Linked DNA regions of Homo sapiens: region 1 is linked to region 2. A link is a loop called in an ENCODE intact Hi-C map of the cell type or tissue named here. Cell type or tissue: K562. All regions are shown on one strand. Links, peaks and the distances in the headings refer to the core of each region. The heading gives the core; the rest is flanking DNA.

Region 1 (16,376 bases), core at 3,910-11,909, 110 kb before region 2:
ATGGTCCTGGGCTCATGTCCCCCATTTACCACCTGCTAGCCGGTGACCTGGGAACTTAGCTTTCACCATGCCTCAGTTTCCCCTTTTTAATATGGGCCATGCAGGGAAAACTTCCTAGAGGAGGCAGCAGTGGGGCTGGACTATGAAGCTAGAATGATCACTAGCCTGCAGCAGTGAGGCCCCAGCTCCTTTGCCTGTGACCATCTCCTCCCAACGCTTTTCCACCAAATCTCAGGCTTAGGACACCCCTCTGGAAAAATCCCACCCTGCCCACCATCTCCTCATGTTTTCTTTTTCTTTTCTTTTTTCTTTTCTTTTTTCTTTTCTTTTCTTTTTCTTTTCTTTCTTTCTTCCTTTCTTCCTTCCTTTTTTTTTTTTTTTTGATGTTTTGCTCTTGTCACCCTGGTTAGAGTCCAGTGATGCACTCTCGGCTCACTGCAACCTCCGCCTCCCGGGTTCAAGTGATTCTCCTACCTCAGCCTCCAAGTAGCTGCGATTACAGGCACGTGCCACCAGGCCCAGTTAATTTTTGTATTTTTAGTAGAGACAAGGCTTCACCATGTTGGCCAGGCTGGTCTTGAATTTCTGACCTCAGGTGATCTGCCTGCCTCGGCCTCCCAAAGTGTTGGGATTACAGGCGTGAGCCACTGCGCCTGGCCATCCTCGTGTTTTCTTTTAGCCATCCTGGGAAGAAGTTGGGAAGAAGGTCACCCACTCTCACACGGCCACAGCCCAATTTTCTCTTGAAAATCGCTACTAGAATCACCATTTGTCATAGTCCAAGGGTCGGGGACAGAGTCTGGGGGAATAATTTGACGAAGGTGGGCAGGAAACCCCCCTCCCTCCCGTCGAGCCCTGCTGGAGGGAAGGACTGTGGTAGGCGCAGAGGTGAGGAGGCCAACCGAATGCAGAAACCCAGCCAGGGAAAGGTTTAGCCCCACAATCCAATTCCACTTAATATCCCATAATAGAATGCTGTCAACATGAGTTTCCTGTTCAAGTGGATTTGTTAGGAAGGCTGGGGAGGTCAGAGGTGTATTCCGGCCCTCCTGGTGTGGGGACTCCAGTAGGGTGTGTGTGGTGGGGGTTACTTGGGCACAAGGGCCCCCTCCCCACCCTCTCCCCTCAGCAAGCCAAACAGGCTCTCAGGAAGGGGTTTGTCACACTTGTCTGTACCAAGACCTCATGAGTTTGTGATGGCTTGCAGAGGGTCCTGGAGCCTCCTGAGGGAGCGTGCATCTCCTTTGAGAAGCGTCCAGCCACTAAGGCAGAGAGCAGGATATTCATGTGAAGGGATTCAGACCTTGAGCAGAAGGTGGGGAGGGGTTCCCAGTTCGGGGGAAGGTACACAGGAGGAGCCACAGGGCCAAACTTGAGGCAACCTTGGGGGGCAAGGGGCCACTTAGGGAGAACCCTGAAGATCTGGGTTGGCCTCAGCCCCCATGAGTGACAACCCAGTGGGTGACCCCACGTAGTTACTCAAACTGGCTGCTGCCTGCTCCTTCTGCCCCCCTGGCTGGCCCATTGCTAGGCGTCCTTCCTCCCAGCTGACTAAGAATCCTTTTGGGGGAGACTTCTGTGAGAGCTTGTGATCGAGCGGTCCCCGTGGATCAGACACAGTGCTGGGCCTTCCATATGCTGCTGCCTCATCAAATTCTGTGGAGCCAGGCCAGGGAGCAGCAGCAGGGGTCAAGGCTGGGGAGAAGGGCTGTGTGAGCACAGGAGCCGTTATTATCCTCATTTTCCCCAAGTAATAGGGGCTCAGGGGTTTTAAGAAACAAAACTAGGGCCAGGCGTGGTCGCTTACACCTCTAGCCTCTAATCCCAGCACTCTAGGAGGCTGAGGCCAGTGGATCACTTGAGCCCAGGAGTTTGAGACTAGCCTGGGCAACATAGCAAGATCCCATCTCTACCAAAAAAAAAAAAAAATAGAAAGGCATGGTGGTGCACACCTGTAGTGCCAGCTACTCAGGAGGTTGAGGCAGGAAGATCACTTAAGCCCAGGAGTTTGAGGCTTCAGTGAGCTGTGATTGAGTCACTGCACTCCAACCTGGGCAACAGAGTGAGGCCCTGTCTCTAAAAAATATATTTTAAATAAATAAATAGAAACAAATCAAGACCTCACATAGTAGGGGAGGGCACTGGGACAAGCATGAAGTTCTTTCTGACCCCAAAGCTGGTGCAGGAGAGATGGGGAGATGAATGAAGACTCAGTGAGAGCCTTCAGAAACCCAGCCTGCGCCTGGTCTTGGAGAGCGGATGTTGGGTGCATTTTTCTGTAAGTATCCAGGAGGGTGTGGGGCAGAAGTTGCAAGGATGAGGTCAGGCCTTGGCTCCTCTGGGGCCTGCGGGTGGGTGAGACCAGGGGAGGGGGGAATGGGCCTGGGGCCGAGGAGGGCAGGGCTGGGCCTCCGGCTCTTTTGTGAGCTGTTTTAATTCGTGTAAATGAGGGTTTTTAATTTGTTATTCTGGGTTTTATTTCTATTACCATCTCATTTGCCTGTAAACCCTATTCTGCCCCTGCCTGGACCGAATTCCATTTGATGCATTAGGACTAATTCTCCTCCCAAAGGGTTAGATGTTTTCTCCCCACACAAAAGTCGCTTATTTTGGATAAAGAGACGATTAGATTTATCTTTAATATTTTAATGGCAGCTGGGATTAGTGGGCAAACAGCCCCGACTGGGGTTGTTCACGGCGGATTAAGTTCTGATCAACTCTCAGATGGGGAGCCCCCACCCCCACCCCACTCCACTTTCTGTTTTCCACAAAGTGCTTTTTATTATTTTTTGTTGAAAAAAAAATTCCCTTGTCTTTTGGAGCATCATAAATTCCATTTGCTGTTTTCTATTAAATCAAGTTGATTAAATTCGTTGTGACTCTTTGCACATAGATCTTTTTAATTTTAACGTCTCCAGCATAAAATCTTTAATGGTGCCATTTGAAATTGCTGCAATATACAGTACAGGCCCTGAGAAAACAGATGGAAATGAGGTTCTGCCAGGGATGGGGGAGGTCCTATCAGGAGGGGTACAGTTGGGAGAAGGCACAGACCTCCAGGTGAAGGCAGGGGACTGACTCTTCCTGAGGTCCAGAGAGCCCCACGTTCTCCATTCAGCTATTTTCTAGCTTCAGGGCTTTGGCTAGGAACTTGGCCCATGCTATGGAGGGCTTGCTATGTGCCTGGCACTGTGTATGCATCGCCAGTCATCCTTACAAGGAGGCTCAGAGAGAGGTCACTTGCTCAAGGTCACGTAGCAAGTCGGTGGCAGTGGTTGAGTCCAGATTGTCTTTGCCAATAAAGCCTCATCTCCCCTTTCATCAGTAAAATGGGGGTGATCGGTTCCGCCCTGGGTCACAGGTGCTTGGAAAGATTGGATGAGGTCCACAAACTGCTTTGGGAACAGTACAGAGCTGTGCTCTCCTGGGGGGATGGAGGAGTGGGGCTGACCCATTTGGGCCTCAGAGGCTCTGCTATCACTGGGTAGAGCTGCCTTTTGAGACCCTGGGAACCTTCACTAACTCCAGGGTCTCGGCTTCCCCCCGCCCCTCAGCTCTCCAGCTCTCCGGCCTCCGGCCTCAGGCTTTTTCTCCCCGTCTCTAATCCTGACCTCATCAAGTCCTGGGAAGAGGGTTGATCCACAGGAGCAAATCCCTCATTCAGAGGGGCAAAATCAGCTTAATTTGCAGCAATTTGAAGCAGGTCTTTGCCAGGATTTGAATATCAAATTATCCCACAGCCTGGGCTGGTCTGGGAGGCCTCCCCCGGCTGCAATATGGACCGATGTGCTCAGGCTTCACCAGGGAGATTGTCCTGGGAGTGACTGAAGCTGAGGCTGTGGAGATGGGAGTGAGTGTCAGAGGGTAGTGGGCAAGGTGGGGGTCACCAGTCAGCCCCCACTGCCAGAGGGCACTGCAGCAGTGACTGAGGGACAGATGGAGTTTGGGGTCAAAACCTCCTGTTCTTGAGACTCACCGGGGGCTCTTGTCAAATGTGCGGATTCCCAGGCCCTTCTACAAACATAAGAAATCAAGATTTTCTTGACTAAGAAAGTTTAGAAAAATCCGGTGCAGCTCAGTTAGCCAATCAACAAACACTTGCTGTGCACAATCTGTACTGCCTCTCATTTTGAGAGAATCAGCCTCCTCTGGTGCCCACCCTGTTCATTCCCAGCCTCTGGTACTGTGGACAATATTTCCTTGGCTGTCTGCTCCATGATGGCCCCTGAGGCCTGAGTCAGCGGCTGCAGAGAGCTCTTCAGCCTTCCCTTCCTGGTCTGCATGCCCAACTCCTCTGGCCACCCGGCCCTTTCATTCCTTTTCTGCAAGCTCAGGCCTAGCAGACATCCTCTTATGTCAGTCACACAGGCCTCGCTGCCCAGACCTGAGCCCCGGGGCTCAGACCCCTCTCATGGGCATGTCATGAGCTGTGAGCCTCTTCAGGAAGGCCCGAGGTTGGTGAAACATTCTGGTCCCGCCACAGTGTTGTGTCCCTGTGGGCCCTGCAGTGTAAAAGTAGCAGCCAGGGATGTTGGGATGGCTTTGCGCAGGCCCACTGTCCAGCCAGCACCATCAACAGAGATGAGAGGCTCTCGGTGTGACAAGCATTATAAGAGCCACAAGTGCTTCCATTTAATTCTCACAAAATCCTATGGAGTAGGTACTATTATTATATACACCCATTGTATAGATGAGGAAACTGAGGCACAGAGAAATTAGTAACATGCCCCACCCAGGTCATACAGCAATAAGAGGTGGACCTGGGATGCATACGCAGGCAGTCTGACTCCAAACTGCTCCTCTTAACCACTTTGTTCTGTCTCCATCTATCCACCTTTACCTAAAATTTTGTCCTTCTCTATATTCTCCACAGCAATGACTTGCCTTATTTTTAAAGGCATAATCACAGTGTGTTTGGGGAGCAAAGAAAGGAGCGCATAACCTACACTAGGGCAATCACAGAGGCTTTTTGGAGGTGGTGTCTTTATTTGTTCAATGATGTGGTAGAGCAACCACTGTGTGCCCAACACTGGTGATACAGACATGAAGAAGCCATGGAGCTCACAAACGGGGGCCTGAACACCCCATCGGCAGTGCTCAGTGCACTGATGGAGAAAACACAGGGCATCGTAGAAACACTGGGGACACCCCAAAGCCCAGGAGATCAGGGAAGACTTCCTGGAGGAGAGGCACTAGTCCCCTTCACTAGATCTAGTCATTAACCTGAGGTTCAGATGGCCCAGAGGTCCCACTGGGCACACTCACCCTTCTTTGTCTCAGCCAGTCCATCCTCCGTGGACCGTCTGGACCAACCAAGCTTGAGACCCTCTCTGACCACCTGTCCTAGACAGGTAGACCCCCTCAGGGGAAGTCTGTGTTCCCTACTGCTATGTGTTCTTAGAGGCGGGGCCTGAGCAGGAACGAAACTCCTGAACCCCAGATCCTATGCCTAGCAGGGTCTGGTGTAAGTCATTGGCTGCCTTGGGAAAGCCCAGTGGTTTGATTCAAGGATGACTAGAATTTAGAGCAAAAAGGGACCCCAGAAGCCACCCAAACCTGTTTTGAAGGAAGCCACAGGAGATGCCCACGCCCCACAGCTCAGAGATGCTGCAAATTCCAGCCTCCCAGTGCCCTATCTTCTCTCTGGGGTGGTCTAGCCCCACCTGGCACTCCCCCAGTCTTTGTCCCCGTGTCTGCCTTGCCTGATGGTGGCCAGGGGGCCTTTCCGGAATAACGATGGTATTGGCTCAGATTAAGGGCAACTAGCTGGCTCTTGGCTTTTCATTTTTATATAACAACTAATCTCCTTCTAATCAGCCATTATTAAATTATATTCCATTTTTAATTCATTCACAGATCACCGTTGGGACAGCTGGATGGATAATTGGAGAGAGATAATTTATGTAAATGAGGAGCAGCAGAAGGTGGGGGAGAGGGAGGCCCAGGGCGCCAAACGGAGCCCCCTCTGTGTCCAGGCTGGGGAGGGGGCAGTGGCCTGGCTCCTCCTGGAAACCCGCGCCTGGGGATGCTGGGAGGATTGGGGGCTGCCATGGGACCTCAGGGCTCCTGACCGGTGGTTCCTGGTGTGGCCCCTCAGCATCACCTTGAACACTTTTGGCAAATGGGAAGCTCACTACTTTGGGGGCGGAGTGGCTCTCAGACATCAGCTCCCCCTTTTAGAAGCAGATCCTGAGAGGCAGAATGCCCCAGAAAATTCTGGAGTCAGAGCTGTTTTTGATTCCAACTCCACCACTGTGTGCCGTTTCCTAACCTTAGTTCCCACGTCTGCAAAACGCAGGTAATGACAGTATCTACCTCATAGAGTGCTGTGAAGCTTAAGTGCCTGGCACCTAAGGAAGAGACCAAGACAAGTACATGGTGGCTCTTATCACCCTTATAGGACAGTGTGTATCTTTCAGAATCTTCCTCTCTAACATCTGCCTTCTGGCCATGGAGCTTCCTTCTGGTAACACACAAAAGAAATCCACTTCCTTTGCATATCTGAAGACAGCTCTGTACCACTGATAATAACACTCCGGAGGCTTGTGTCTCATTGTGTCCTCCGTGTCTCATAGTGTCTCATTGTATCCTCGGAACGACTATAGAAATTGGGGGCGATTGCGTCCATTTTACAGATGAATATACTGTGGACCCAAGCTCTCTCCTGCCAATTCCTTCAACAAAAACGATAACAAGCCCCAGAAGCCTGCTTAGAAAGGAACACGAGGCTCAGAAAACCTGGATCCCAGCCGGAGGCTATTTTGGGAAGGTGCCTTGGGGACTGGCAGGCAGGGTCAGGGATGGCAGGGAAGGTGGGTGAGAGAGGTTGGACCTCCACCCTTCTTGGCTGTCCCTTTGGGGCCCCAAGAATCAGGCACGATGGGCATTCATGGGCACAGGTGGTCTGACAGAGCTTGAGGGGCAAGGTCTGCCTGTGCCTGGGGCTGGCATGGGCTGGCAGGGAGGCCCTTGGACCATTCCCAGAGGGAGACAGGGGATTAAGGGGGGTTAGGGAGGTGGTCCCAGAGGGTCCATGCAGAGTAATGGGATTAGCTCTTGGGCAGTGAGTGAAAGTTATTATCGTGTGGGGCCTCTGGCCTCCCACCCAAGGCTGCAGCTGTCACCCATCCTGGGAGGCACCAACAGCCCCCTCCACCCCCACCTTGGGGCAGGCTGGCACCTCTTCTCCCCACAGGCTTTTCTGCTGTGGTCATCTGCCTAGGGGCTGGCCGCCTAGCTTTAGCCTCCTGTCGGTCCTTGGCAGACTGGGCCACCCACACAGTATGCTCTAGACTTGCTCTGTGCCTCGGTTTCCCCTTGAACAGAAAGATACAAGAAGGTGCTTGAGATCCTCTGAGGCATGGGGGTTCGGAGCCAGGCCCCCTGGGTTTCCGGCTCTGCCACGCATTCGCTGTGTGACCCTAGGTACATCTGTCAGCCTCTCTGTGTCCTAATTGGTAAAATGGGGGCAGTAGCAGAGCAGCGTTAGGGTTTTCATAGCGGAGGGCTGGGTAGGGAGCATAGGGTCGGCCTGTTGGTGCTGGGCACCTCCTAGAGGTCGGGGCCGCGGAGGGCTGCGGGCCTAGGGCCTAATGACAAGAAGGGACCAGTCTTGTCGGAGCCTCGCAGCCCCTGCGAGGCGGGTGAAAGGCAGCGCCTGAGCGAAGCCGCAAGCGGGAGACTTCGGAGACGCTCCCGGCTCCCTCTAGCGGTGGCCGCGCGAGTGGCGCGGCGCGAGCGCGATCCCCTCGGGGTGGGAGGAGACCAGAGAGGCAGGTGGCGGTTGCCGGTCCGGGAATCTGGGCCAGTCCGCCTTCCTCCAAGGCATCAGAGGGGAGGGATTTCAAGGGTCCTCAAAGGTTCCCCTTCTTAAGCAATGCATAGCACCCATCCTAGGAGCGTCCGTCCGTTCACTTGTATGTCTGTCCGAATGGAAGTGCCTCCTTGGGCCAGGTGCGGTGGCTCACGCCTATAATCCCAGCACTTTGGGAGGCCAAGGCGGGCAGATCACTTGAGGTCAGGAGTTGGAGACCAGCCTGGCCAACATGGTGAAACCTCGTCTCTACTAAAAAACAAAAAATTAGCCAGGCGTGGTGGCGCATGCCTGTAATCCCAGCTACTTGAGAGGCTGAGGCAGGAGAATCGCTTGAATCGGGGAGGCAGAGGTTGCAATGAGCTGAGGTAGCACCACTGCACTCCAGCCTGAGTGACAGAGTGAGACTCAACTATAAACAAACAAACAAACAAACAAATAAATAAAGGGCCTCCTTGGAGGCCCAACACATCAGGGACATCTCATCCACCGCTTACTCCTCCCAAGCCCAGCAGAGCAGGGAGGGTGGCGGAGCATTTGCCCAGTGTGCACGGCTAATGCCATCCCGTCCACGTGATCAAGTGGTACCTGGAAGAACCTGACAAGGCAGCTCCAGACTAAGGACAAGTCAACCCCTTTTCTAGCCTGTTTCCTCATGGTGAACTGACAGGGTGGGACTAGGTCAGTAGTTCCACCTTTTCACTCGGAAGAGCCCCATCACCCCGTTTTTTAGAGACAGGGTCTTGCTTTGTCACCCAGGCTGGAGTACAGTGGTGCCTCCACAGCTCACTGCAGCCTCGACCTCCTGGGCTCAAGTGATCCTCCTGCCTTGGCCTCCCAAAGTGCTGTGATTACCGGCGTAAGCCACCGCACCCGGCCCAGGGAGGCACTTCCATTCGGACAGACATACAAGCTAATGGACAGACGCTCCTAGGTGTGAGCCACTGCACCCGGCCAACTTTTACGTAATTTTAAAGAGAAGAAAAAAGTTCACATTCATGCAGTGGAATACTGTGCTGCTATTCCACATTCAATCTCCAAGACAGTATTTATTTATTTTTTTTTAGACGGAGTTTCGCTTTTGTTGCCCAGGCTGGAGTGCAATGGCGCAATCTCGGCTCACTGCAACCTCCACCTCCCGGGTTCAAGCTATTCTCCTGCCTTAGCTTCCTGAGTAGCTGGGATTACAGGCATGTGCCACCACGCCAGGCTAATTTTGTATTTTTAGTAGAGATGGGGTTTCTCCATGTTGGTCAGGCTGGTCTCGAACTCCTGACCTCAGGTGATCCACCCGCCTTGGCCTCCCAAAGTGCTGGGATTACAGGCATGAGCCACTGCGCCCGGCTGACGGTATTATTTTTAAAAAAGGAAGATGGACAGTACGTTTTATTTCACTTGTGAAAATGAAATATGTATATACATATAAATATTTTTTAATTTCTGGAAAAGTGTATGAAAAACTGGTTACTGGTTGGTTGTGGGAAACAGAATCAGATGGCTGGAGGGCAGGGGAGTGAGGGAAGCCTGTGGTTTCCTCTACACCCTTATTTTAGTTTAAAAAATTGTGTGTATATGTATTATCTATTTTGATAAATAATTCATTAAACATAACAGTATATACAGGTGTAACATATTCACGGAATCTCTTACCACTCCTGTCAGCACACAGTAGGCACTTAATAAGTGCTAGCTTTTTTTTGTTCTTTGTCTCTCCAGAGCATCCATTAATGATTTGTGTTCACCTGACCATCACCCCTTTACAGTGAGCTTAATTAGTAAGGTACAATGTTTGCTAAATGACCGAGACCAAGGAGAGGAAAGATGTTTCCAAGCTTTCATGGCGGCGAGGCTAAGGGTCTCTGTTACCACAGGAGATAGGGAAAGGTCTTCCTGTGCCAGGGCTGAAGTAGTGGGTACAGATTACAAGGGGCGGCTAGGGTGGGGTGAGGGGACAGATCTGGCATGGGAGTGGTGGCCTTTGACAGTCAGTGGGAGCGCAGAGCTGTCCAGGTGGCCCCCAGCCTCACCCTGCCCTGTGCCGAGGAGAGCGGGAACTCTGTTCAGCCTCCCAGGACCATGGCTGGGGGCATGAACTCAGTGCCCAGGGGCTGCCTGGAGACCCCCCTTGCTTTAGGCCCTGCAGTCCCAAGACCCAAGGGGCCCTCTTCTTCTTGGTCTCTAGTTAGAGAACTGTGGTCTTCTCATCTGGTGAGCTCCATATGGCACCAAGGGCACTTTGTGAGTGGGGCTCTGATCCCTGGAAGGTGCTGGGCGATGGGGAGGGAGTGGAGAGGAAGTGGTAGCCAGATAGCCCGGCATCCAGCAACCGTGCGTCCTAGCAGCCCATTCACATTTTTCTTTTCTCTTTCCTGTTTTTTTTTTTTTTTTTTTTGAGACAGTCTCACTCTGTTGTCCAGGCTGGAGTGCAGTGGCACGATCTCAGCTCACTGCAACCTCTGTTTCCCAGGTTCAAGCGATTCTTCTGCCTCAGCGTCCTGCGTAGCTGGGATTACAGGCACCCGCCACCTGGCTAATTTTTGTATTTTTAGTAGAAACAGGGTTTCTCCATGTTGGCCAGGCTGGTCTCGAACTCCTGATCTCAGGTGATCCACTCGCCTCGGCCTCCCAAAGTGCTGGGATTACAGCCATGAGCCACCACGCCTGGCCAGCCCACTCACATTTTTCAAGGGTGCACTACAGGCTTGAGGCCCGGGGGCTCAGAATTTGGGGATACAATACAGCTTCAGCAGTTGTTAGGTGAGGTGGCCCTGGGTCTTAAACCACCCATGTCCACTGTTGCCACTAGTAAAGACATTGAACATTTACCATGTGGCAGGTGCTCCACAAGCATGATCCTACTGAACCCTCACAAAGACCCAGGACAGTGTTTAGAACAAAAAAAATTTTCTTCCCAGGGATGGAAACTGTGGCTCAAAAACATTGTCTCTTTCTGGGTTCACAGAACTCACAAGTGGCCAGGCCAGCATTGGAAGCCAGCTCTGCCTGCCCGCACAGGCCTGGACGCCCAGCCACAACCTGGTGTCCCCTCTGCCCAGCTCTCGCCTTGGCTCTCAGTAAGTGCCTGGAGCTGGTCACCACGCCTTGAAGCTCCGCCCTTCTCCGTGGCCTCCAGTTCCTACCGCCCCACTGCCCCAAAGCTGTCTCACCTGCCTCTAGGCTCTGTACCTCCCTTCCAGTCCACTCAGCTTCCCAGGAGGTCCCCAAGTACCCCAGTGTCTGGGGACAGTGGTGGGCAGAGGGCCCCAGGGCCTCTCAGCTGGGCCCATGGCTGAGCGCTGTGGGGAGGCGGGCGCAGTGCACAGAGCTGATCCTAACCAAGTTTGCCAGCCCAGCTTTTCTCATGGCTCTCACACAATGGTCTGCTTTGTGCCCACCTGCCGATAATGCTTAATTAGGCGAGGAGGTGATTAATTTGAGGTAATTGACAGCTAATTAGAGGCCCACAGGCTCATTAACTTGACATCTTGTCTTCGTGAATTGGCTGAGTAGGGTCAGGTGATGCAAGCCGCTGCTTCTCCCTCCCCAGCTCTCCCGGCCCCTGTAGGCTGAGGCGATCACCTAGGGGAGGGCTGGGCCGACCCAGGAGTTCAGGTGGGGCAGTCCCAAGGCCAAGAGTAGAGGAAGCCAAGGCAGTGAGGGAGGAAGGGTCCGGATGGAGGTGTCTGCCCTGACCTTAAGAGGGAGAGAGTGGGCAGGGAGTGAGGGCTTGTGGGTACTTCAGCAAAGACACGTAAGAGAAGTGGGGTATTAACAGGGCCGGAGGGCGGGAGGGAGAGCTGGTGTCCATGAAGGGAGGAGGGATGAGGGGAAGCAGGTGAGTGGGGCAGCCTGTTGGAACTAAGCATAGGCTGTGAGGTGACACAGACCTGGGGCTGGATCCTAGCTCTGCTACTAACCAGCTAGGTGACTGTGAACCAGTGATTTAATCGCTAAACCTCAGGCTTCTCCGCTGTAGAATGGGAATAATAATGGTACCTGCCTCAGGAGGTTGTCATGAAGAGTCCATGAAGCACCGAAGTAAAGGACAAATCTGTGAATTGAATGAGCAGGGTCAGGCTGAGCAGGATTTGTACCCGGGGGCCTGATGAGTGCTCAATCAAATGTTAACTAGTCCATTAAAATTTTTTAAAATAAAAAGTTAACTATTCTTGGTGGCAGGAAGGAGTGACAAGAAGAGAGAGTGATTGGGTGGAATGGGCCCCAGTGCTGTGGGGAGGCAATGGCAACCCCCTCCCAAGATAAGCCACCGTTACCCTGCAGGACACCTGCAGGCCTGATCACAGTGGCCTGGTGGAAGGTGTGGGGAAAAGACCTTCTTGTTGTTGCCATCTCTTTTGGGCACGGGGCATGCAATTCAGCAATATATATTAAAGTTTAAAATGCATGTGGTCTTTGACCCAGCAATTCCCCTGCTAGTGATATATCCACAGATACCTAAACACAAGGGTATCTGCTCATCACCACATAGTTCGTAGTAGCAGAAGACAGGAAATGACCTGAATGTCCATCACAGGGCCTGGCTAGGTAACTGAAGGCACATCCATATAGTGGAATAGTATGTAGCTGTTACATCTCTAGGTACCAATATGAACAAGATCCAAGATAAAAAAAAAAGCAAGCTGCAGAACAGGTGTAGTTTCCACAAGCTGTTAACTAGTGGTCTGAGGGTTATGGGATGGCAAGAAGATGTATTTTTTCATAATCTGTTCATTTTAAATATAGTTTGTATTTACTACCTTTTCAAAAAGTATTTAAAAAGTCATACTTTTTTTTCCCAAATGAAATCTAACTTGAAATCTGAATTTATAGGCAAAGTGCCTCTGGTTGAACTGGGGGTGGGGGCCCAGTCCTACCCACCTATTTCCTTCCTCCCCTCCGCTACAGGCTCCAAGAGGATCACCTGGAATCCATCATTGTCCACTGGAACTTTCTATGATGATGGAAATGCATGCAGTTCTGCACTGTCGAATACAGTGGTAGTCAGTAGCCATAAGTGGCTACTGAGCACTCAAAATGTGCCTAGCGCAACTAAGAAACTGAATTTATTTTATTTTATTTTATTTTAAAAATAAAGGCTAGTCTCAAACTCCCAACCGCAGGTAATCTGCCCGCCTCAGTCTCCCAAAGTGCTGGGATCACAGGTGTGAGCCACTGCGCCCGGCCTGAAGATCCTTTCTAACAGAATCAGAATTGCACTGATCGGAAGCATGTCAGAGATGCTGGTAGCTCTCTTGGAATCCCAGTTATTTTAGGAAGGAGTGCCTGAATGATCCATGAGTGAAAAAGCCTATCTTTGGCTTTAAGATCAGTGGCCAGTTCCATCTGGGAAGAATTTAAGTGATGAGTTAGGTCACTGGAGGCATCCATTTGGCAACTGTACAATGAACATCTATGATAGGTCAGGCTCTGGAGAAACAGAAACACACATCTGGTCCTCGCTCTTGAGGAGCCCCCAGTCTGGGGACTGATTTCTCAGTAAAGGGTGGGTAGACAAAGGTGCTCCCTCGAAGGAGAGCCCAAGGGTGCAGCATCTGGGCTTGGAGTTTGACTGACAGCCCTCCCCCACATTGAGGTCACGGTGAGTGAGGGCACAGGACAGGGCCCTCCAGCCCTTATGCTCAGTCACTGGTGGAGCATGAGTGGCAGCTGCCAAAGGGACATGTTGACCATCTTCTGTCCTTCTTTCTGACTTCATAGCTTTGAACCCAGGGTGAGTCTGGGATCCTCTAGATTCCCCTATGCTATTGCCCCAAATAGCTTCCATGGGGTGGTTTGAAACATAAAAACCATCAGCTTTCATCAACACTTCCCTCTAGAGGCTCAGAGAACCTTAATTTCTTTTAAGGCACAGCTTACCTAAAGTGTGCAGCCACTAACTGCACAGCTCGATGAATGTTTACACACATACCCTCCTGTGTTAACCAGCACTCAGATCAAGACAGAGAATATTTCCAAAACCCCAGAAGGCTCCCCGGGCCCCTTTTCAGTTAATACCTCCAAGGTTACTACTATTTAGACTTCTATCACATAGATTAGTTCTGCCTGTTCTAGAATTTCATACAGATGGAGTCATACGGTATGTGCCCTTCATTCGTGTTTGGGAGATTCATCCATATTACTGTGTGAAGCGGCATGGTAGTTTGTTCATTCTTTATTGCCAGTTGGCATTCCACATAGAATATACAATCTATCCATTCTCCTGCTGATGGCCTTTGTTCCCCAGTTTTTTACTTGAATGAATAAAGTTGCTATTGTTTTCACACGTGTCTTTTGGTGTCAACTCATTTTTGTTGGGTATAAGTGGAATAGGCAAAGGTATATTCTTTGAATTCTTTTTTTTTTTTTTTTTTTTGAGACAGTCTCACTCTGTTGCCCAGGCTGGAGTGCAGTAGCACAATCATGACTTTCTGCAGCCTCAAACTCCTGGGTTCAAGTGGTTCTCCTGCCTCTGCCTCCCAAGTAGCTGGGACTACAGGTGTGCACCACCATGCCTGACTAATTTAATTTTGGAGAGATGAGGTTTCACTATATTGCCCAGGCTGGTCTTGAACTCCTGGCCCCAAGTGATCCTCCTGCCTCAACTTCCCAAGGTAATGGGATTACAGGTGTGAGCATCATGCTTGCCACCCCCTGTCTTTTTTTTTGACAGCGTCTCACTCTGTGGCCCAGGCTGGAGTGCAATGCTGCCACCATAGCTCACTGCAGCCTTGAACTCCTGGGCTCAAGCCATCCTTCCGGCACTGCCTCCTGAGCAGCAGGGACTACAGGGATGTACCACTGCGCTGGCTAATTTTATTTAATTAAAAACATTTTTTTTGTAGAGATGGGGTCTCACTATGTTGCCCAAGCTAGTCTCTAGCTCCTGGACTCAAGTAATCCTCCTGCCTCAGCCTCCCAACATGCCGGGATTACTGGTGTGAACCAACGCATCTGGGACACTTGATCCTTTCGACAACCTGGTGAAGTAGTTATTTTCCCCCTTTAACGGAAAAGGAAACTAAGTTCAATAAGGGTAACAATCCTATCCAAGGCCACACCCCAAAGCTATTAAGTAGCAGAAACCACATTAAAACTAGAGTGATCAACGGTCACATGGTCAAGACTGTTATTCCTCCCAGGAAACCCCTGAGTTCCAAGCAAATCAGACGGCTAGTCACCCCAATTCAAACCCGACTGGACTCAAAAATGGAGCTTTTTTTTTGTTTTTTGTTTTTGTTTTTGAGATGGAGTCTCGCTCTGTCACCCAGGCTGGAGTGCAGTGGTGCGATCTCAGCTCATTACAAGCTCCGTCTCCCGGGTTCACGTCATTCTCCTGCCTCAGCCTCCCGAGTAGCTGGGACTACAGGTGCCTGCCACCACGCCCGGCTAATTTTTTGTATTTTTAGTAGAGACGGGGTTTCACTGTGTTAGCCAGGATGGTCTCGATCTCCTGACCTTGTGATCCACCCACCTCAGCCTCCCAAAGTGCTGGGATTACAGGCATGAGCCACCGTGCCCGGCCCCAAAAGTGAGCTCTTAATCATCAGGCTGGGATTTCCTCTGGCCTAAAATTTCACCAGACAGCACATGGTGTTAACATAGACTCAAGGCAGAATATTTTGTCTTCAAAACACTCTTGTGATATAAGGATTTTACTTGTTTTTGTTTTATTTTGAAGAAAGTGATTTCATTTAAAGTAGATCTGAGTTAGGTAAGAATAAAATTATTTATATGAAAAGAATTTTCTAACACATTAATCCATCAAACAAGGATTTATTCAGCACCCATGAGCTGAAAAGAAGTTTAAGGCAGTCCTTGACTTCAAGAAATTAATCATTTACTTAGGGAGCTAAGAGTAAAGCTTAAGGAATAAAATTAGAGGATAATAAACAGTAATAATAATCACCCCATATGTGAGTACTTACTGTGCCCAAGGGGCTTTACCGAGTCTAATTTAATCTTTACAACACAGCTGTGAGATATGTTCTGCTGTTATGCTCATTTCAGACGAGGAAACCAAGACTTGGTGAAGTGAAGTGATTTGGTCAAGGAAAAAAATCATTGAGCTGTTCACTTAAGATTTGTAGATTTAATATAAATGAGTTACGCTCTGATAAATCTTTATTGAATGGGAAACCCTTGAAAATACGGACATTTTTTGCTTTCTCTGCTCTTGAATTTCCTATTCCCCAATAATTTAGTGCAAAATGTTAAAGATGTATTTTGGCTTGTTTCATTTTAGGAAAATAGCAGGTCGGGTCAAAATGGCGCTTTTAGCCTTAATGGCTTGGGTGCAAATAGGCATAGCTTGTGACTGTGAAATCAGAGGTCCTGGGTTGCAGAGGGGTCCTGGAGCTGACACAGGCCAATGGGCCAGTACAACCTGCTTGGTTCCCCAGCTGCATGAACTGTTGGCCCCATGGTCAGTCCTGACCAGAAATGCACAAGGGTATTTGTCCCCTGGGTCCTCAAGGTCAGCTCCTCTGTCTCCCTCCAACACACCCCAAACCTTATCATATCCCTCAACCTCCTGACCCTGCCACCCATCTCTGCTTTTCAGGTT
Region 2 (16,376 bases), core at 2,930-10,929:
TATGATCTAGCAATTCCACTTCCTAGTTATATATCCAATGAAAATGCATGTACGGCCCAGGTGCGGCGGCTCATGCCTGTAATCCCAGCATTTTGGGAGGCCAAGGCGGGCGGATCACGAGGTCAGGAGATCGAGACCATCCTAGCTAACACAGTGAAACCCTGTCTCTACTAAAAATACAAAAAAAATTAGCTGGGCGTGGTGGGGGGGCGCCTGTAGTCCTAGCTATTCGGGAGGCTGAGGCAGGAGAATGGCATGAACCCAGGAGGCGGAGCTTGCAGTGAGCCAAGATGGTGCCACTGCACTCCAGCCTGGGCAACAGAGCAAGACTCTGTCTCAAAAAAAAAAAAAAAAAAAGAAAGAAAATCCATGTACCAAAAAAAGATATATATCAAAAATACTAACAGTATTTATTTGTAATAACCAAAAGCTGGAAATAGTCCAAATATCCATCATTAGTAGAACGAGGAAATAAATTGTGGTAACTTCTTACAATGAAATACTATATAGCAATGGGAGAAAACCCAAATGATATGGCCGATGTCATAATTTAAACGCTGATCAAAAGTCAGACACAAAAGAGTATGTGATTTGTTATTCCATTTACATAAAGTTCAAAGATAAACAAAATTATTCTATGATAGTATAAGTCACAGTAATGCTTTGAGAGGAAGGGGCAAGTAGGGACTAGAAGGGGCACAAAGGAGATTTTGTATTTATGTACTAGAAAGGTGTTTTGTTTTGAGATAGGGTCTCACTCCTGTCACCCAGGCTGGAGTACAATGGTGTGATCTTGGTTCACTCCAGCCTTGACTTCCCAGGTTCAGGTGATCCTCCCACCTCAGCCTCCCAAGTAGCTGGGACTACAGGTGTACACCAGCAGGCCCGGCTAATTTTTGTATTTTTTGTAGACACTGGATTTTATCATGTTGCCCAGGCTGGTCTGGAATTCCTGAGCTCAAGTGATCTGCCAGCCTCAGCCTCCCAAAGTGCTGGGATCACAGGCATGAGCCACAGCACCAGGCGCAACGTTCTGTATCTTGATCTGTTTTGACCAACGGTTACAGGGGAGTGTTAATTTTATGAAAATCATTGAGTTGTACATTATAATTTGTGTGCTTTTCTTTATATACATTATACTTCAATGTTAAAGCTTATTAAAGAACAAAAAATGATGGGACAGTAGAATATTTTTATATTCTGAATCAGATTGAATTCTCATTTTAGCTCTTTCCTCTTTTTATTTACTTATTTTTTGACACAGGGTCTCACTCTGTCATCCAGACTGGAACGCAGTGGCATGATCATAGCTCACTGCAGTCTCAAACTCCTGGGCTCAGGTGATCCTCCCACCTCAGCCTCCCCAGTAGTTGGAACTACAGGAATTTTCAGCTTGTCCGGCTCTCTTTTCTCTTTTCATTCAATATCCAAAACTTCAACCTATCAGATTCAACTCTCCATTGAAAGGACGTCTTTACCGTTATCCAACCATTCAGTCTTAAACGTGTCCTCCTACAATAGAGTCAGTCAAATACAACTACACCTGAGAAAACAAATCATTACTTCTATTTTATTTTTCAAATTTTTTTTGGTTATACCAAACCGAAAAGTAACAAGCTTTTAGTTTAGACTTAACAGTTAGAGATACTTCTCTTATACATATGCCAAAGTCATTATTTCTCCAGATTTCCTGTGACAAAGTATTTTGTGATCATTTATAAATTCCCATGCATTATCGCTACCTTCCAGATCATATTATCAACACAAACCAGTGGAAAGTACCAGAAAGAAATAAAGAAACGGGCACTACATTTGAAATACAAAAACACTCCTTATTTTGTTGAAATTTCTAGAACATCAATAACTAAAAAACAAACGAAAGCAGAAAAATGCCAATTTATTTCCCCATGGGCAGAAACAGTCATTCTTAAACCCAAAGCCTGGAAAGAAACTGAACTCCTATGAACACTTTTGTAATCACTTTAGTTCTCATCACCTCTTTGTTATACAAAAACTACTTTCAAAGCCCCCCCGCCAAAAAAAAGAAATCCAGGTCCATTTCACCTCTCAGCCAAACAGCTGCAGTTCTATTTAAGATTGACAGACATTCCAAATGGTTCTTTGCTCCTACTGAGTACTTAATACCAAGAGTTCACAGTTCTCCAACTACAGTGAAGACAGCCCGAAAACATAAAGTAACATCTTGGCCAACATTTGCTTAAGAAAATATGCTTCTTTGGCCAACTAAATCGTCTCTTGCCCATGACCCAACAGCCTACCATTTCTTTTGCTCTCAATTCCTACTTATGCAAGCACATCCTGAGTATGGGAAATGAGATATGTATGGGAAACATTCACCTTGCTATTTATCACTTGTATAAACTGATCAATTGTTAATGGATCTACTCATTTTTATTTAGAAACAGTCCACAGAAGAGCTCAAAAATTTAACTGCCTAGAAAATTCAGAGATTTAAGTACAATTTTGTTTCTAAAATGGCATACAACTTTTCCTTATTTTTTTAAGTAGTATTTTTTTCCTATTCAACAGACTAGAATGTGTTTTTGTTAATTTGGAAAATTCAGAAAATTTTAAAAACCACTCAAGATAGTCATTAAAACATACTGGTGTATTTCCTTCCAGCCATTTGTCTATGTCCATGCTCTCAAAAGAAAAAAAAAAAAAAACACCTGCTGTAAAATTGTATGTTCTGCATTTTGTCACTTGCTATTATCCTTATATATAATGAATACCTTTCTGTCATGAAATGCCCTTTAGTGCTTTTTTTCTTTTCTTTTTTTTTTTTTTAGAGACATAGTCTTACTCTGTCACCCAGGCTGGAGTGCAGTGGCACAATCTTGGCAGCTCACTGCAAGCTCCACCTCCCAGGTTCAAGTGATTCTCCTGCTTCAGCCTCCAGAGTAGCTGGGATTACAGGTGTCCACCACTACGAGTGACTAATTTTTGTATTTTTAGTAGAGACGGGGTTTCACCAGCTTGGCCAGGCTGGTCTCGAACTCCTGATCTCAAATGATCCGCCTACCTCAGCCTCTCAAAGTGCTGGGATTACAGGCGTAAGCCACAGTGGCCAGCCCCTTTAATGTTTTTTAATGACCACATTGTATTCTACTGTATGGGTAACACTATAATTCACCTGGTATTTCCCAAATGTTGAACTTTGTTTTATTATGTATTTTTTTTATTTTTTATTTTTTGAGACAGAGTCTCACTCTGTTGCCCAGGCTGGAGTGCAGTGGCTTAATCTTGGCCCACTACAACCTCCACCTCCTGTGTTCAAGCGATTCTCATGCCTCAGTCTCCCCAGTAGCTGAGACCACAGGCATGTGCCACCACACCCGGTTAATTTTTGTATTTTTAGTAGAGACAGGGTTTCACCATGTTGGCCAGGGTGGTCTCAAACTCCCAATCTCAGGTGATCTGCCCACCTTGGCCTCCCAAAGTGCTGGGATTATGGCATGAGCCACCATGCCTGGCCCATTTTCTTATTTATCACACTTTCTGCAGAATTACATGGAATGCTACTTTGAAACCAACACCATCCAAATTAATTTATACTCTGCCTACTCTCCAACCCCCTTCCCCTACAAAAAATCAGAAGAGAATGAAACACCACAAGCATTTTATGGTAAAATCCTCTTTGTGTGTAAAGCCATTTCAGAGGCAATGTTGGGTTTATGAAATAACTTGACTAACGGATAAAAGATTTGAATGTTTACAAGCCTTAAAGGTAATTTGAAGATTTGTATATCCTAATTTGTTAACCAAGGGAAAAATGAGAAATAATGGCATGGTTTACTTCACATTATCATAAAACATTTCAAAAAATAAAATACTTAAGGCTAAATTGACAATTTCTAATTAAGAATAACCATGATCCCTTCAAAGTGGAGTTCCTAGATTTTATGCTGTAACCTAAATAGGTGCAAAGCTAATGACTATGGCAAGATGGTAAAGTAATGCATAAAACAAAGAAAACAAGGATAAGTTTCCATCAGTATTTGCAATGCAGATTTCAACACAGTCTTTGGGGTGCTTTTCAATCAAGTTCTCTGGCTTTATTTTTCAGGTTAAAATAATTTAAATTTATACTTTCTTGAACTTCCAGCCCTCATCAACAGATAGGATCAAGAAACATGGAAAAAAAAAGTTCGCCTTCACAATAGAAGAAATGAACATTAGAACAAGACAATATTTTGCCTATCAAGTTGGCAATGACTTTAAATAATTATAATACTTGTTATTAGCAAGGATATGGAGTGGGGAGTACCTTTTTGGAAGATAATTTGGCAATCTGTTTCCCTCTCAATCACTAATTTCCAATTGCATGTAAATTGCAGTCATAATACCTAATGGGAATTATCCCAGTGCTGATATAATCCAATGTCGCTTATTTAAAACATGAGCAACAACAAATATTTTGGACCAATTCCTGTTACTTCAAATTTAAACTTCTGAAACTTTTTTCCAGTTAACAAAGAATTGGATGTCTACTGTATAGAGAGGCCATAACAACTTTTTAAACTTGTAGGAAAGTTCAGGAAAAGTTCATAGGTAGGGAACCGAAAGAAAAAGCACTATTGTGGAAGAAAACCATACAAAAGTCAGTCATTCTACTTAGCAGCCTAATGACCAGCCAAAGAAAATAGGGACTTCACAAGTCAACTTCTGAAGTTATGTACATCCTATTTCACATATTGATTTCTTTGAGATCAAATAACTCACCATTCACTATCTAAAACATTACCTGTTGCCTAGGTAATATGACTGAACTAGATATCTTATTAATAACACTAACCTCTAGCCTCTACAAATGACATTTACTTATTTCTAAGAAAATAAAGATGCCTGCCTACAAAGGAGCAAGTAAAAGAATTATGTGATTTTTGTTGTTGTTGTTGTTGTTAAGCAGGCATCTAGCCTCCTTCTGACTTCCCTGTCATTAATTAGGCTAAAACATCATGGTAAGCTCTAATTTCAGCTTATCCCGTAACATCCCCATCCAGACATTTACCTACTCCTAAAAATTCCAAATCTGAAAAATCTATTGTCAGTGCACTTCTTCCCATTCTCACTGCCATCATCCATTCAAGCTCTCAATCCTTCACCCTGGATTCCCACTGTAACTTCCTGCCTCCTCTCTCTACCATCCTACTCTATCCTGTGCACCAATGCCTCCTAAAGGTGTGTATCTTTCCTATTCAAAAATCTTCAGTGGTAGAACTTTTAATGACACAGGAAAATGCTTAAGATAGAATAAAATTTTTTAAAGCACAAGTTAAAACTACACACACACACACACACACACACACACACACACACACTAATCTCAGTTATATTAAAAAAGCATTTCTGGCCGGGCGCTGTGGCTCACACCTGTAGTCCCAGCTACTTGGGAAGCTGAGGTGGGGGACTTGCTTGAGCCCGGGAGGTAGGGGTTGCAGTGAGCCAAGATCACACCATTGCACTCCAGCCTGGGTGACAGAGGGAGACCCTGTCTCAAAAAAAGAAAAGAAAAGAAAAAAAAAAGAAAAGAAAGAAAAATAGCATTATCTGTGTACATGGTACATGAATGGATGCAAGTATACATATAAACACACACATAGACACATAAAGGGACTAAAAGTGGGGCCAGGAAACACATGAAATGTTAATAGTGGTTATCTCTCAGTGGTAAGGCTATGGTTTGTTGGTGGTTTTCTTTTTTTTACTTTCTTCTTTATTTTTACAATAAAAAAAATTGTAGTAAAATCTCTTTTAGTAAAGGGTCTCCCCAAACCATCTACAACACACACAGTTAATTTGACAGCATTAAGATACTTTTTAAAGAACATTTCACATGCTCCCTACTACCACTGAGAATAACTCCTTGACCCCTGGAGTTCAAGGCCCTCCTCAGTCTGGCCCCTCTATCTCCTTCCTAGTCTTAGTCATTATGAGACCTAACATAACCTGGGGTCTAGATTCAACCACTCGCACCGTTCCTTGAGCAGAGCTGTTGCTTTCAAACTCTTTAACATTCACTCTACCTAGAATATGCTCCCTTTCCATTTCTACCCATCTTTGTGTTCTTTAAGGTTTTCTTTCTTTCCTTCCTTCCTTTTTTTTGAGACAGAGTCTTGCTCTGTTGCCCAGGCTGGAATGCAGTGGCATCATCTCAGTTCACCGCAACCTCTGCCTCCCAGATTCAAGTCATTCTCCTGCCTCAGCATCCCGGGTAGCTGAGATTACAGGCGCCCGCCACCACGCCTGGCTAATTTGTGTATTTTTAGTAGAGGCGGGGTTTCACCATGTTGGCCAGGCTGGTCTCAAACTCCTGGCCTCAGGTGATCACCCAACTCAGCCTTCCAAAGTGCTGGGATTACAGGCGTGAGCCACCGCACCTGGCCAGGTTTATTTCCAATGTTCCAGAAATTGCAAATATTACCATACTCATTTCCCTTGTCTATAACAGACATCACTAATTGCCTTCTCTGAATCTAGGCTCCCTCTCAAAATCTTTCTCAATTCAATGGTCCTAGGCAGGTCTTAACTAAATAAAATGAAGTTTATCTGCCACTCCTGTAGCAATCTAATGCAATTGCCTCTTCTCCCCCATCCATATAGTTCTTTGTACTCTCATAGAGCTTTTCTCCTCTATATTTTTTTAAGAATCATTTACCTTAGTTGTCTTATCTTCCTTTCCTACTAGATTTTAATCTACAAGAGGGCAGTAATTATCTTCCTATCCCCTACATAGCCTTGTATGAAGTAGTCACCCAAACAGTTGCTGAACAGGACACTTCATTCTTTTGTTATTCAAAATGGCTAAATATTTGAAAGCTTTATTTTAAAACAATTAAATTTTTCTTGAAGGACTAATTAGTCCAATGTAGTTTCATCAACTTTAGCTAACATTCCTGTTTAATGTAATAGAGCATTGCCTGATACCACATGAAAACCAACAGAGTCCAAGGATACAAGATAAGTCACTGGTAGGGGAAAGTATTGAGACAAGAGAACTTAACCCATTTTTAGGGTCTTATATGCAGATATAAAAACTATTGAATTAACCACATTTTTAGAATTTTTTTCTACTAAGTGGGAGAATCGCTTGAACCGGAGGCAGAGGTTGCAGTGAGCCGAGATTGTGCTGCTACACTCCAGCCTGGGCAACAGAGGGAAACCCTGTCTCAAAAAAAAATTTAAAAAAAAACAAACAAACAAGGAAATATGTAAAAAAAGATGAAGAGATAAAAAAGAAAAACAAAAAGCTAAAAATAAAAATCAACAAGGTATCAACAAAGCTAGGCAAGTAGTCTGGTAAAAATCACAAGAAGGGGCCAGGTGCTGTGGCTCATGCCTGTAATCCCAGAACTTTGGGAGGCCGAGGTGGGCGGATCACCTGAGTTCAGGAGTTCAAGACCAGCCTGACCAACATGGAGAAACCCCATCTCTACTAAAAATACAAAATTAGCCTGGCGTGGTGGCGTATGCCTGTAATCCCAGTTACTCGGGAGGCTGAGGCAGGAGAATAGCTTGAACCACGGAGGCGGAGGTTGCGGTGAGCTGAGATCACGCCATTGCACTCCAGCCTGGGCGACAAGAGCGAAACTCCATCTCAAAACAAAAAAAAAGAAAAAAAGAAAAAAAATCACAACAAGTTTTTACATAGATCAAAAATCCAGTTCAAGAGATGTGGGTAGTCTTTCTGTTAGTGGTACAGAAAGACTCATGCTGCCATCTAGAGGTTAAAGGCTAGATGATTTTTCTCCTCAGTCAAGGACTATTAATTTAGTTCTATGAGAGGTAGGACTTAATTGGCCTAATAAGGGAAGCCAGACAAATAATTCTGATGTCAGCCCACAAAAATAAATAAATAAATAAATAAATAAATAAATAAATAAATAAATACCAGGGGCAGGGCATGGTGGCTCACACCTATAATCCCAGTGCTTTGGGAGGCTGAGGCGGGAGGATTGCTTGAGCCTAGGAGGATGTGGCCAGCCTGGGCAACACAGGGAGACCCCATCTCTACAAAATAAAAATTAAAAAAAAAAAAAAATCAGTCAGGCATGGTGGCACTGTCCTGTGGTTCCAGCTACTCGAGAGGCTGGGCTGGGAGGATTGCTTGAACCTGGGAGGTCAAGGCTGCAGTGAGCTATGACTGCACCACCGCACTCTAGCCTGGGCAACAGAGACCCTGTCTCCAAAAAAACAAAAAGGTGTAAGAATCACAGTTATACTCTCCCTTCCCTCCTTTATATATTAAAATTACAAATCAAAAGAACTGTTTAGAATTTTATCTAGATGGGAAACAACTTCTAAATGTAAATGATCACTTTTTTGCAAATCACATGCCCAGAGGGTGGAGAAGTCTAGTACCACAGGCTAGTGCTGTGGAAACTTCTGCTTCTTGAAAGCAGTTTTTCTTAGTTACTACCATCAAATAAAGTACCAAATAGTAAAGTTGTATAGATAACTTCATCAATGTAGATTAATGGGATAAAGTATTAAGTTTTGAATGGAGACATCTTAATCTTTTTTTTTTTTTTGAGACGGAGTCTCGCTCTGTCACCCAGGCTGGAGTGCAGTGGCGCGATCTCGGCTCACTGCAAGCTCCACCTCCCAGGTTCATGCCATTCTCCTGCCTCAGCCTCCCAAGTTGCTGGGACTACAGGTGCCCACCACCACGCCCGGCTAACTTTTTTTGTATTTTTAGTAGAGACGGGGTTTCACTGTGTTAGCCAGGATGGTCTCGATCTCCTGACCTCGTGATCTGCCTGCCTTGGCATCCCAAAGTGCTGGGATTGCAGGCGTGAGGCACCATGCCTGGCCTCCTTTTTTTTTTGAGATGGAGTCTCGCTCTGTCACCCAGGCTGGAGTGCAGTGGCATAATCTCGGCTCACTGCAACCTCTGCCTCCCAGGTTCAAGCGATTCTCCTGCCTCAGCCTCCTGAGTACCTGGGACTATGGGCGTGCGCCACCATGCCCAGCTAATTTTTGTAGAGACAAGGTTTTACCATGTTGGCCAGGCTGGTCTCAAACTCCTGACCTCAGGTTATCTGCCCACCTCAGCCTCCCAAAGTGCTAGGATTACAAGCGTGAGCCACCACACTGGCCTTAATCTTTTTCTTTTAGAGATGGGGTCTTTCTTTTAGAGAATGGAGTCTTCGTTTTGTTGCCCAGGCTGGTTACAAACACTTGGCTTCAAGCAATCATCCCCGCTTGGCATCCCTCTCAATCTTTTTACAGTGAAATGTTGCTTTTAAAAAACAACAGTGATAAAATTTAGCCAAATAACAGTCCCATTAAACTGCTACATGAACGTACAGAATTATATGATTAATCAGCAGAAGCAACTACTTATATCAAAGTAAGCTAAATTCCTCAAAGCTTTTTTAGAAGGTAATATATTCAGTGTTACCTTATTTACATTAAAGCACATCTACAAAAAGCCCACAGCTAACACTGTGGGTTTCTCCCAAAGATCAGGAAAAGTCAAGGATGTCCACTCCTGCCACGTCTATTCAACACTGTACTGGGATTTCTAGCCAGGACAATTAGGAAAAAGAATTAATTTAAAGGCAGTCAGAATGGAAATGAAGAAGTAAAACTGTCTCTCTTTGCAAATGACAATTCTGTATATGGAAAATTATAAATAATCTACTAAAACATTATTAGAACTAAAGAAATAAGTTCAACGAAGTTGCAGAATACAGGATCAATATACAAAAATTAATTCTATTTCTCAGTAGTAGCAATGAGCAAACTGAAAATGAAATTAAGACAACAATTCCATTTATAATAGCATCAAAAAGAATAAAGTACTTAGGAAAAAATTTAACAAATGAAGTATAATATTTGTGCTTTGAAAATTGCAAAACATTGTTGATGTTGGAAAGCTCACACATCCCAATTTCAAAATTTACTACAAAGCTACAGTAAGCAAGAAAGTGAATTACTGGCATAAGGATAGAGATTACATCAATGGAATAGAATGAGAGTCTAGAAATAAACCTTCACATTTACGGCCAACCAATTTTTTTTGTTTTGAGGCAGGGTCTCTCTCTATAGCCCAGGCTGGAGTGCAGAGGTGTGATCATGGTTCACTGAAGCCTCAACCTCCCAGGCTCAGCCTCCTGAGTAGGTGAGACTATGGGTGCACATCACCATGTATGGCTAATTTTTAATCTTTTTGTAGAGATGGAGTCTCACTTTGTTGCCCAGGCTTGTCTCAAACTCCTGGGCTCAAGCAATTCTCCCACCTTGGCCTCCCAAAGTGCTGGGATTACAGGTGTGAGCCACCATGCCTGGCTGCCAACTGATTTTTTACAAGGATGTCAAGACAATTCAATAGAAAAAGGATAGTCTTTTCAACAAACGATGCTAAGAAAACTGGATATCCACATGCGAAAGAATTAATTTAGATCCCTATCTCACACCAAATATAAAAATTAACTTAAAATGAATCAAAGACCTAAATCTAAAATTATAAAACTCTTAAAAGAAAACACAGGCATAAGTTTTTGAGAACCTGGATTAGGCAATGGTTTATCAGGTAGGACACTAAAACACAAGCAACAACAAAATAGATAAATTGGATTTCATCAAAATTTAAAGCTTTGTGATTCAAAGGACACCATTAAGAAAGTAAAAAGACAACCCATAGAATGAGAGAAAACTTTTGCAAGTCATATATCTGATAATGTCATATATGTGATAATAACATATATATGTTTCTAGAATATATAATGAAGTCTTACAATTCAATAATAAAAACACAAACAATACAATTTACAAATAAGCAAAGGATCTGAATTGATAGTTCTCCAAAGAAGATATATAATAAGCACATGAAAACATGCTAAACACCATTATTACTAGACAAATGCAAATCCAAACCACAATGAGACACTACTTCATACCCTCTATGATGGACATGATAATAATTAAAAAAACAAAAAATACAAATAACAAGTATTGGCAAGGGTGTGAGAAAACTGGAACCCTTATACACTGCTTGTGGGAATGCAAAATGGTTCAGCTAGTTTGGAAAACAGTCTGACAGTTCCTCAATAGATCAGATATAGAGTTACCACATGACCCAGGAATTCCACCTCTAGCTATAAACCTAAGAAAATGAAAACATGTTTACCCAAAAAGTTGTGTGTTTTGGTTGAACCTGAATGTTCACAGCAGCATTATTTGAAGTAGCCAAGTAGTGAAAACAACTCAAACGCCCATCACCAGGTAGATAAATACAATGTGGCGTATCTATACAATGGAATATTATTCAGCCATAAAAAGAAAGAAAGCACTGATACATGCTATAGCATAATTGAACACTGAAAACATTATCTTAACAGAAAGAATCCAGTCACAAGAAACCACATATTATATGATTTCATTTACAAGCAATGTCCAGACGAGGCAAATCCATAGAGACATGAAGCCAGTAAGTAACAGCCTAGGTCTGGGGAGTTTGGGAAGTAATGGGGAGTGACTGCTAATGGGTGCAAGGTTTTTCAGGTGATGAAAATGTTGTAAAATTGGTTGTGGTGGTGACTGCAAAATTCTGAATATACAAAAATCACTGAATTGCACACTATAAATGGGGAATTATAGACTATGTGAATTACATCTCAATAAAGCTGTTACCCAAAAAAAAGAGAAAAAAACCAAATGTATCAGGGTCCCAAGGTTTAGCCGTAGTTTCAAATGATACAATCCTCTGCTTTCCCAGTTTTCACATTTTATTTAAAAATATTTCAAAGATAGCTAGTAAGTAGGTCATTTGCATGACTACTAACTGGTCTGTGGTCTTCAGAGATGGGGAAAAAAATCTATGGGCTATGGGCTGAAAAAGTAAAAATATGATTCTTATCTTAAAAAGTTACAATCAGTCCAAGGACTGAGACATGTACCAAAAATCTCCAAGAAGAATGGTAAAAGCACCTTACAAATCAAACAAACAAACTGCTCTAGGGGCAATTTGAGAGGCCAGAGAGAGCACTCACTTTCTAAATCAAGGATGAAAAGGGAAAGCTGATAGAAGGACAGCTTACCGAGAAAAAGGAATAGCATGAGTAGAACTAAGAAGATGGGGAAGTATTCCAGAAAGAGAGGGTAAAAACTGCTGAGAACTAGTATTCAATAGGATTCATGATAATGAACCTTAGGAATAAAGGAAGCAATGTAGTATTGAAACTTACAGGTCTAAATCAGGATCATAAGCATGTAATAATAGTGATGGAGTAGGGTTCAAGTAGAAGATAAACCAAGCGATCATCAACAAGTTTCACACTGTATTTATTCTGTGCTGTTGACCATCCACTGTCATAAGAGAAGACATTCCAGAAATAAGACCTTCAAATATTACGTCTCATCACTAAAACACCAACTACCCAGAAAAAGAACAATTTCCCGAAGCTTCAGACAGAGACAGTGCATGTGTTTTGGTAGAGGAGATGTAAGAAGGCTAGAGTAATCCGGCGAGGGTCAGAATGCAAAGGATTTTGAATGCCACACTAAGGGGCCTAAATTTTATCCTATGGGTAATGAAGTAGTACCAATGATTTATGAGCAAAAGACAAAGAGAAGAAAATGTACTTCAAAAAATCAGGCCGGGGCCGGGCGTGGTGGCTCACACCTGTAATCCCAGCACTTTGGGAGGCCAGGCGGGCAAATCACTTGAGGACAGAAGTTCGAGACCAGCCTGGCCAACATAGTGAAACCCCATCTCTGCTAAAAATATTTTTAAAACGCTGGGCATGGTGGTGCACACCTGTAATCTCAGCTACTTGGACGGCTGAAGCATAAGAATCACTTGAGCCTGGGAGGTGGAGGTTGCAGTGAGCCAAGACTGCACCACTGCATTCCAGCCTGGGAGACAAAGCAAGGCACTGCCTCAAAAAATAAACAAATAAATAAATAATAAATCAGGCTGGGGTAGGCATGGTGGTTCATGTCTGTAATTTCAGCACTTTGGGAGGCCAAGGAGGGAGGACTGGTTGAGCCCAGGAGTTCAAGACCAGTCTGGGCAACATAGTGAGACCTCGTCTCTACAAAATATCAAAAAAATTAGCCAGATATGGTGGCACTGCACCTGTAGTCCCAGCTACTTGGGAGGCTGAGGTGGGAGGATCTCTTGAGCCCAGGAGTTCGAGGCTGCAGTGAGCCATGATAAGGCCATGGCACTCCAGCCTGGATGAGAGACCTTGTCTCAAAAAAACAAACACAAAAACAATGCGGCAGCAGTAACAAGATAGATTGGAATGGGCTAGTTGAGAGGCAGAGGGACCAGCTAGAAGGTGACTGTAACATAGTTCCAGTAAAAGAGGGAGGACTCTGAGCTCAGATGGAAATAATAGAAATGGAATTCTTCATATGCTAAGGCAGAGTTTTACTTTTTTAAATATTTCTATATATTTCAAGGGAATTTCATATAAATTAACTGCCCAAATCAAGCCAAGAGGCCTCAATCATCTGAGAGACTATAAATCCCTATAAGAAAAGTTACTGCATTCCAAAATTTGCACACCAAAAGGGTTATCTGAGGCATAATCATGTACCAATTCAAAGGGTAGCACTCATCTTCCAAAAGACACAACCTAGTTACTATCAGCCCTAGAAGGTTCATATAATTTTTATACTAACATTTAACAATGCTCTTGGGAAGTGACAAACAATCATGTTTTGAGGACAAATATTTTTTGCATTTTTTTTCTTTCCATCATCTTTATCAGTGCAGATATTTGCATAAAAACAGGATCACTGGTCCTTGGGGATTCATCAGTTCCTACTGCTTATTTTTCACCCATGTCATCCTCTCAATTAATGCAGGAAAGAGGATTTAGACATTGAAACACCAGATTAGGGTGTCAAGTAAAAGCCAACCCCTAGAGTAGATGAATAATCTGTAAGGACAAAAAAAAAAAAATCTTGTTTTTAATGCAAATACACTACACACAATAAAACAAAGAGAGACTGTATGTAAGAAGTTCAATACACATCAATGTAATTGTTTCTCATTCTAAATTTTAAAGCTATTTCATGTCAGCTAAATTCACGATGGTCAAGGAAAACGGCAATCAGTTGCAAAGCAATGCTATGGAAATTGAAAGAACACCAAATTTTGAGGTAGAAGATAATTCTGAACAATCTCAGCTGTGCTCATGGGACTCATTTGGCAGAAACAAGCATTTCTCTTATACAGTTTTGGTTTAGTGCTGAAGGTGGCCGAATTAAATGACTTCAAACCCCCACCCCCAAAGCCTTAAGTTTTTAGAAATACAGTTAGCAGTAATAATGGCTTTAATTGTGTGGATTTAAAAAAATAACAAATGCCACACCAAGTTTTTGATTCCATTGAAAGTCATTAAAATAAACTTTACTGATGCTTAGGGAACAAACTCATTATTCTGAAAACTAATAAAGAAAGAAAAAGAATCATTTATCCCATCATGCCAGTAGAAGCAGTTTTCGAGGTAACCAAATAGTTGATAAGATACAGTCCTTTTTAGAAAAATTCTAGTCAATGAGAGAAATGACAGAATATTACTACCTTGCAACCTATAATAAAACAGTAAATCTAGACTGTGATCAAAGCCTGCTACTCTAGGTATAAGACTGATGAAGAATATTACAATGAATAAATCTGATTGTCATAGTTCCACCTGCATTTTATTTCCCCATCATTTGTTAAGCCTAGTCATTTGTTCTGTAGATTTTTCAAATTCTGGGTTTTGTTGATTACATTCCTGTGGTAGAGCTTAATTAACATGTTCACCTATCCCTTTTTATTTCCTGATAGTTAGATCTAGAATCCATCAACTATTAATCTTAGTATCACAAAAAGAAAGACCAGCACACATAATGTACCCAACACCAACTGTGAAATATTCTTATCAAAATTAAAAAAAAAAAATCAAGCCTGTATCTGTGCAAGCTTCTAGATCTAACAATCAGCAGATAAAAAAGGGATAGGTGAACATGTTAAGCTCTACCACAGGAATGTAATCAACAAAACCCAGATTTTGAAAAATCTACAGAACAAATGACTAGGTTTAACAAATGACAAGGGGAAATAAAATGCAGGTGGAAGTATGACAGGCTAAAAAAGATTTCAGAGACATATCAAATACAGTATATGAACCTTATTTAGATCCAGACTCAAAAAATGAACTGTATAAAGGCATTTATGAGTCAACTACAGAAATCTAAACCCTGATTGGCTATTTGATGATATTTAACAAGTTTGTTAAAAAAATTGTAGTTATAATAATGAAACTATTGTTATATTTTTAAAAAATAACAGTAGCCAGCTGGGCGCAGTGGCTCACTCCTGTAATCCTGGCACTTTGGGATGCTGAGGCAGGTGGATCACGAGGTCAGGAGATTGAGACCATTCTGGCCAACATGGTGAAACCCCGTCTCTACTAAAAATACAAAAATTAGCCAGGCATGGTGGCATGAGCCTGTAATCTCAGCTACTTGGGAGGCTGAGGCAGGAGAATCGCTTGAACCCAGGAGGCGGAGGTTGCAGTGAGCCAAGATCGCGCCACTGCACTTCAACCTCCAACCTGGCGACAGAGCGAGACTCCGTCTCAAAAAAAAAAAAAAGAAAGAAAAAGCCAGGCACAGTGGTATGTGCCTGTAGTCTCAGCTACTCAGAAGGCTGAGGTGGGCTGATTGCTTGAGCCCAGGAACTCAAGTCCAGCCTAGGCAACATAGAAAAACCCAGTCTCTTAAAAAAAAAAAAAAAAAAAAAAAAAAAAAAAAAAAACTGGCCAGGCCCGGTGGCTCACACCTGTAATCCCAGCACTTTGGGAGGCGGAGTTGGGCAGATCACCTGAGGTCAGGAGTTCAAGACCAGCCTGACCAACATGGAAAAACCCCATCTCTACTAAAAATACAAAATTAGCTGGGCCTGGTGGCACATGCCTGTAATCCCAGCTACTCAGGAGGCTGAGGCAGGAGAATCGCTTGAACCTGGGAGGTGGAGGTTGCAGTAAGCCAAGATCATGTCATTGCACTCCAGCCTGGGCAACAAGAGCAAAACTCCATCTCAAAAAAAAAAAAAAAAAAAAAATCTTACATTTTGTGCCACTGTTCCTGAAGAGAAAGGAAAAAAAACAATATGTCAGGTGTGGTGGCTCATGCCTGTAATCTCAGCACTTTGGGAGGCCAAGGTGAGCATATTATTTGAGGTAAGGAGTTTGAGACCAGCCTGGCCACCAGGGTGAAACCCCATCTCTACTAAAAATACAAAAATTGGTCAGACATCATGGTGCATGCCTGTAGTCCCCGCTACTTAGGAGGCTGAGGGAGGAAAATCACTTGAACCCAAGAGATGGAGGTTGCCGTGAGCCGAGATT

What was found. A loop is a pair of places that touch in the nucleus more often than their neighbours do. Peaks named below come from ENCODE experiments on the same cell type or tissue, not always from the same donor. Only the 100,000 strongest peaks of a DNase experiment are listed, where the experiment ranks them.
Region 1: it touches region 2 in a loop (2.6-fold over the local background); 3 of 110 quality-filtered maps call a loop at or near these places.

Annotation. Positions count from the first base shown.
Region 1 is chr14:74,209,157-74,225,532 of GRCh38, reverse strand. It overlaps LOC105370564 (a long non-coding RNA gene), which reads left to right and starts at 7,769. Exons shown (of 3, transcript XR_944025.3): 1 at 7,769-7,953; 2 at 10,776-10,887. In K562, for the core only: a CTCF peak has its summit at 7,706 (motif pointing left); a DNase peak (open chromatin) is centred at 7,712; H3K4me3 peaks cover 500 bases; H3K27me3 peaks cover 3,505 bases.
Region 2 is chr14:74,103,142-74,119,517 of GRCh38, reverse strand. All of the region lies in intron 5 of LIN52 (lin-52 DREAM MuvB core complex component), which reads right to left. All of the region lies in intron 1 of LOC105370563 (a long non-coding RNA gene), which reads left to right. Among named protein-coding and RNA genes, the nearest start is that of LIN52, 26 kb to the right of the region's middle. In K562, for the core only: a CTCF peak has its summit at 7,734 (motif pointing left); a DNase peak (open chromatin) is centred at 7,717.